Linked DNA regions of Homo sapiens: region 1 is linked to region 2. A link is a loop called in an ENCODE intact Hi-C map of the cell type or tissue named here. Cell type or tissue: gastrocnemius medialis. All regions are shown on one strand. Each heading gives the region's core, and the rest is flanking DNA. Links, peaks and the distances in the headings are about the cores only. Region 1 overlaps PLXND1 (plexin D1). Region 2 overlaps IFT122 (intraflagellar transport 122).

Evidence for each region. A loop is a pair of places that touch in the nucleus more often than their neighbours do. Peaks named below come from ENCODE experiments on the same cell type or tissue, not always from the same donor. Only the 100,000 strongest peaks of a DNase experiment are listed, where the experiment ranks them.
Region 1: a loop joins it to region 2, with 2.4 times the contacts of the local background. A loop is called at or near these places in 71 of 110 quality-filtered maps.

What each region holds. Positions count from the first base shown.
Region 1 is chr3:129,595,600-129,598,505 of GRCh38, forward strand. The region is part of intron 1 of PLXND1 (plexin D1); the gene reads right to left. Among named protein-coding and RNA genes, the nearest start is that of PLXND1, 9.6 kb to the right of the region's middle. RefSeq lists an enhancer at 619-1,350. In gastrocnemius medialis, for the core only: no CTCF peak of the experiment used is centred there; DNase peaks (open chromatin) are centred at 852, 1,292 and 2,322; H3K4me3 peaks cover 772 bases; H3K27ac peaks cover 2,500 bases.
Region 2 is chr3:129,503,308-129,506,213 of GRCh38, forward strand. IFT122 (intraflagellar transport 122) reads left to right here. Exons shown (of 30, transcript NM_052989.3): 21 at 1,012-1,114. Among named protein-coding and RNA genes, the nearest start is that of RHO, 24 kb to the right of the region's middle. In gastrocnemius medialis, for the core only: no CTCF peak of the experiment used is centred there; a DNase peak (open chromatin) is centred at 1,604; H3K27ac peaks cover 2,397 bases.

The DNA of each region.
Region 1 (2,906 bases), core at 250-2,749, 92 kb after region 2:
AAGGACACAGCAGCTCTGGCAGACCCTTCGGGGAGGCCTGCCTTGGTTTCCCTGACCCCTCTGGAAGAGGCGGGTCACCCAGCTCCAGGGCTTTGAGGTTATCCAGACCAGCTGGACACCATCTGGAAGGGCTGAAGCCAGCCAGCCAGGCCGCCCTGAGGGCCAACACACAGACTGGGCATGATCTGCCCACCCACCCCAAACAGGCATGGCCTGGAAGGACAAGCCCCAGGCTTAGGTCACAAGCCTGGCTGGATTAAGGACCTACTGTGTGACACTACAGCTACTGGGGGCACCTTACAGCCCTGGGGGTGCACGCACGCACACACACACACACACACACACACACTCTTGCTGCGTACCCATTTTACAGATGAGAAAGCTGAGGCTCCTGACTCCTAAGTCTCACAGCTCTTACCTCACTATGGGAGGCACCATCCCCTCTGAACCTCGGACTCCACATCTGTAAAATAAGACAGCAATAGCACCCACCACCTAGGGCTTATGGAAGGACTGAGCTCATAGGAGCCTTCAGTGCTAAGCACTGTAGGTGCTCAATAAATGTTCCCAATTAGCTATGCAGACCACGGAGCAGAGGCTCGGGAGCTCCCGAGGACAGGGACAAGCCACTCCACCGCTTCCTGAAGTCAAAGCATCCGAGGCTGGATGGGCTACACCGCCCTCACCAAGGACACAGTAGTGGGAGCTCTGGCCTCGGCCTGCTCTGCCCTGGCGCCTGGGAACCACCGCCACAGTCGCTGACTCAAGCAGCCATTGTTTAGTTAGCTGGACGCAGCCCCTAGACACCCAGCTCCCCCTTCATGAAGCTGTTTCTCATTCCGGCCCGGCCTGGCCCCATTTCCAGCTCCCCTCCCCCTGGGTCCCAGAGGAGCACAGTGTGGGATGGGCAGCCAGCGGCTCTTCCCTGGCCCAGGGAAAAGGCTTCCCTCCCCCCAGCAGGAGGGGCAGAGCACGAAGCCAGTCTTTCCAAGCCCTGGAACAGTTTCCCTCCCAGCTTCCTCCCCTGAAGGGACTCCAGGCCAGGAGCCGAGAAATAGTTGCCTCTCCAGGGAACACTGGCAGTTCCCTCCTGGGGCTGGGGGGACTTGGAGGTTCGATCTCACACCCTCCTCCCCAGCCCCTGGTCTCCTCGGGGTCCAGCCCATATGCCTGGCCGCAGGCTGTGCTCTGCAGCAGGACTCTACCGCTGGTCCCAGAGTCATCGCACGACCGCTGTGGACACAGCCAAGAAGACAGGGCTGCTTGGAGCCTTGCGCAAACATCTCCGGGCTGGATTCCATGAGCTGGGGACACAGAGGTGACAACGGGGCCCTCTCTCCAGCTGCCCACATCCGAGCTCAGAGGCCCAGCCCCAGGATGGGGAGGGGCAGCTTTCTCATAGTAACAGTTCGGTAGAGTGACAGTAGCAAGCAGCTGTGTGCAGTCTGCTTTGTGCTGAGACCTCTTTCTGTATTATCTCATTCAACCCTCACCACACCCTGAAAGAGTTGATGCTGCTTTACAGTAAAGGAAACTGAGGCACAGAGAGTTGAAGTGATTTGCCCAGGGGCACACAGCCGGAATGGCTAGATCCAAGCCTCCAGCGCAGGCCTGCGGGCTCCAGATCCCCGCCCTTAACCACAGCCTCCCCACCCGCCGCTCTGCTGGGAGCCACCAATGGTTGCCAGGAAATCAGCCGCTTGGAGCTGGAAAAACCCTGGGTTTTGAGCTGGGGAAACTGAGGCCCATCAAGGTGATGGCTGCTTCTAGAGAGCTCAGTCACCTCAAACAAAGATAGCGGGCAGAGGCTGGAGAAGGGCACAGGCAAGGGGGTTTGGCCACTTTCCTGGGCCTGGCCTCCACTCCAAGGCCTCTGCCTGCGGGCCCCCCCCCATTATTTACCGATCAGAGCATAAAGTGCTACATGATTAACGCCCCACTGGGGCCTTGCCGGGACTCGTAATGGAGCTGCGAGCTTCCCTCCCCCTCCAGCGCATGATTTATCAAGTTTCAGGGTAAAGGACGGTGGACTAGGCGGGGAGGGCCCCCGCTGGCGCTGGCCCCCAGATCTTGACTGCATCGAGTATCAGCCGAGCAGGGTGGAGCAGGGCCCCTGCCACTGGATGCCTGTCTGGGCGGTCTGTTTGGTTCGGCCCTGGCTCAGACATGGCCTTTGGAAAGAAGAAAACGGCTGTACTTGGGGGGCAGTGAGGATCCAAGTCCACGTGGCTGGCACTCAGAGACTTTCTGGGCTTGTCCCCACTCGGGAACCGGCTGGTTTCCATGGCAATCCCCACATGGCTGTCAGAGCTGGAGAGGCCCTCGGGAGTTACCTGGTCCAGCCACAGTGGGGGCTCCGGGTGAGCGCCTCCGCCCCTGGATCCTGCCAGCACCTGGCAGGGCCAATACAGACCAGCAGCCACAGGGTCCCTTCCGGAACCAGATCAGCCATGTCTCTCCTTTCCCCAAAGCCCTGCTGGCTCCCCGCAGCCCACATGACAGCATCCAAGTCTTTAGCCTGCAGGCAAGGCCCAGCACACTCTCAGCTTCCCCTCGGCCTGCTACCCAAGCCACATTCCAACATCTCTGAGCCTTTGCCCCTATCGTGTGCTCTGCCTGGAATGCCTTCCCCAGCCCCATCTGTCAAGTGCTGCTCCAACCTCCCCTCCTCCAGGAAGCCCTCCCGCACTCCTCTGATGAGCTGGTTAGTGTGTGGCATCTGTCTGATGTCATGACCTCCTCCCTCACCATTCTGGGGGCTCCTGGAGAGGGTCCAATTTGTCTCTCTTGGGGGCTGTCCTGTAGCAAGCTGAGCCTCCTCCCATACTCACATACTCTAGAGAGCTCCCCACCCAGAGCTTGGACGGGCATGCGATGTTACCAAGGAGGTGCTGGCCTCTGGTATG
Region 2 (2,906 bases), core at 273-2,772:
ATCCAGACTGTGAGAGCCATTTCAGGGGCCAGTTTTTTCCCTCCCTTCTCTGCCCCCACCCCACAACCACTACTTCTCTCTGGTGTCAGGGGCTGTAAAGAATTAGCCAGGTCAGCGAGAAAGGTGGCCAGCCTCAGGCTGGCAGAAGCAGCTGATGCTGCCCCTTCTATGGCTCAACCCCCACCCTCCAGCTCACTGGCTCCCTGTTCCCTGCAGAGAAATCCATCCCCGAGAGGATTAGGAGCTGTGCCAAGATCCTCCCCCGACTCACCCACCCACCCATCATGGTCCATTTTAGAGTGAAAGCAAAGCCTTCACTGAGAGGAGCCGTCTGACTGTTGTCTGCTCTCTGAACAGCTCCATTGGTGAGGTGATGAGGTCAGTCATGAGAAAAGGTGGGGCTAGGGACAGAGGCAATGGTGGCTTCTCAAGAGAAATTTATTAGATTTCCCAAGCAGCATAGATTAGAGCATCTTAGAATGACTCAGACCTCGCTGTGCATCAGGCAGACTTTCTCACCATGGCTCATGTCCGGTTCTCCTGGCCTGACAGGTGGTTCTGGGGCTTAGGTGAGAAGCAGTCAGTGGGTCCATACAGCACGAAGCCCACAGTCATCTTTGACAACTGATAAGAAGTGGTGATGATGATAATGTCAATTCTGTTTCCTTAGGTGTCGCCCGCAATTAAAAGAAATCTGTTTGCAGCACTACAGGAGCCCACGCAAACCCTCAAAATAAAATGTTTCCGATTCTGTGCCGCTTCTGTGGTCCAGAAACAGACTGTGTTGTTACTGAATCCAGTCGCTTGCATATTGCTGTTAATTGCCTTTTGTTTTCGAAGAGCTGATTTGTTTTTGCATTTCTGTGGGTAGTTTTTTGGGGGAGGCACTCTCCCCCTCTGAGTTGTCAGGCTGGCAAAATATGATGTCCCTAATGGATTCAGCCAAGTACAGTGTTTTCATGGGGGCTGCAGGGGCAGCTTTATTAAGACTTCATTTGCTCCTTCCCCCAGGCCTTTGCTTTGGGTGAGAAGCATCCTGAGTTTAAGGATGACATCTACATGCCGTATGCTCAGTGGCTAGCAGAGAACGATCGCTTTGAGGAAGCCCAGAAAGGTAGGCAACACAGACTGTCACCTTCTAGAAGGAGCAGGAGAAGTTACTGCCAAGACATACATTTCAGGAAGGCTACCAAGCCCTTCCCATCTGTAGATCCCAAGATAGATGACTTCATCCTGGGGATGTGATTGTTTGGTGGTGAAAGACTGTGGAGCATGGAAAGACCATTGGCCTTGGAGTCACACCCTCCTGGGCCACACTCACTTGCCACAGGCCCTTAAGAGGTGCTGCCTCCTCTCCAAGCCTCTGTGGTTACTGAGCAAAGTGCTGTGCACTGCAGTGTATCTTCCCGTTTAATCCTCGCAACAGCCCTATGGTATAGCTACCATCATTATGATTCCCATTTTGCAGATGAGAAAACTGAAGGGTAAAGAGGTGAAGAAATTTGCCTGAAGTTTCATAGCTAGGAAGTGGCAGGGAGGTAATGTGAGCCAGGGTACCATGAGGACAATAAGGGAGGATTGCCACACAGTGTGAGGCATGGTCTCTACTGAGAATAGAAACTCAGCTTCTATTTCTGGCTCAGATAAACGGGTGACTTCTGCTCCTCAAGAATTCTGTTGGTAAAATGGGCTGCACACAGCGTACAACAGCATCTGAAATAGGAGTTAAAGCAAGTATAGAACTTTCGCTGATGTTATTAATCATATTTTTTAAAGTTGACTTCCCTCTCTGTGTCAGGCCCTGGCTGAGCACTTAACCTATGTAACCTTGAATCTTGCCAACAGCTGTGCAAGGACGAAGAGGCTAAATGTGCCATGCCAAGTCACAAATCTAGTCAGCAGCAGAGCCAGAATTGGACCAGTACCTCTCTGACTGGGGAACCTGATTTTTCTGTTTTGCTGCCTATTTAGCCTTCTAATGGAAGTTGGGTGTTTGATGTTCCATAGCATCTGATTTACGCTTCTATATGGTAACCGTTGCCCTCTCTGGACACATTGCAGAACAAATGTCTCCCTGTTGGAGCCCCTCAACCGAAAGCCCTCATTGAAGGTTAGCGCATTCTCTGCTGCTTCAGCATTTCCAGAGCACCCAGTTGCTGAAGTATCTGCATGTTTGGGCAAAACACATCAACCTATCCATCTGTCTGTGTCTGCCCTTCCAAGAATCCATCACCATAGTAACTTGGTACTCAGACAAGAGGTTGTAGATGAGAACGGAACAAAGGCCAGACCTTCTCCTTCTCTGAAGGCGGAGGATTAGGATCATTTGAGTGCTCTCATATGGCAAGTGTCATGGCTACAAGTGCTTCACTGGCAGCCACCAACATCTCAAGGGGCTGGCCACGTAGTAGGTACTCAGAAAATATCTGTTAAACAGTATAGGAACGATTGAGAGTTTTTTTGCTTGTTTTCACAAATGGTTGTGATAACTGAGGCAGATCCTTCAAAGTGGTCATTGAAAAGCAGTCATTTGAAGACAAACTGAGGACTTGAGTTGGGCTTGGTTCTGGGACCTTGGGTGTGACACTTTACCTCCATTTTGCAAAGCCCATTTCATTGCTCATAAAAAGGGGGATAATTTTCCTTCTTCATAAGTCTGTGGTGAGGATCCAGTGAGGTGATTAGCAACAAAAGCATTTTACCTCCAAGTGCAGTAAAGTGGCAGGTCCTGTTTCTATCACCTTAGGAGTCACAAAACTTTGCCCTGGAATGAGCAGGGGGCAGAACCTCACTGAAGATGAGCAAGTTTCACTCTTAGACTTTGCCCTGGAATTTGGCCCCTCCAGTTTTTCCTTTCTGCATGCTTTTCAAAGTCAGTCGCCTTTTCCCAGCCAAAAAGGAATTTA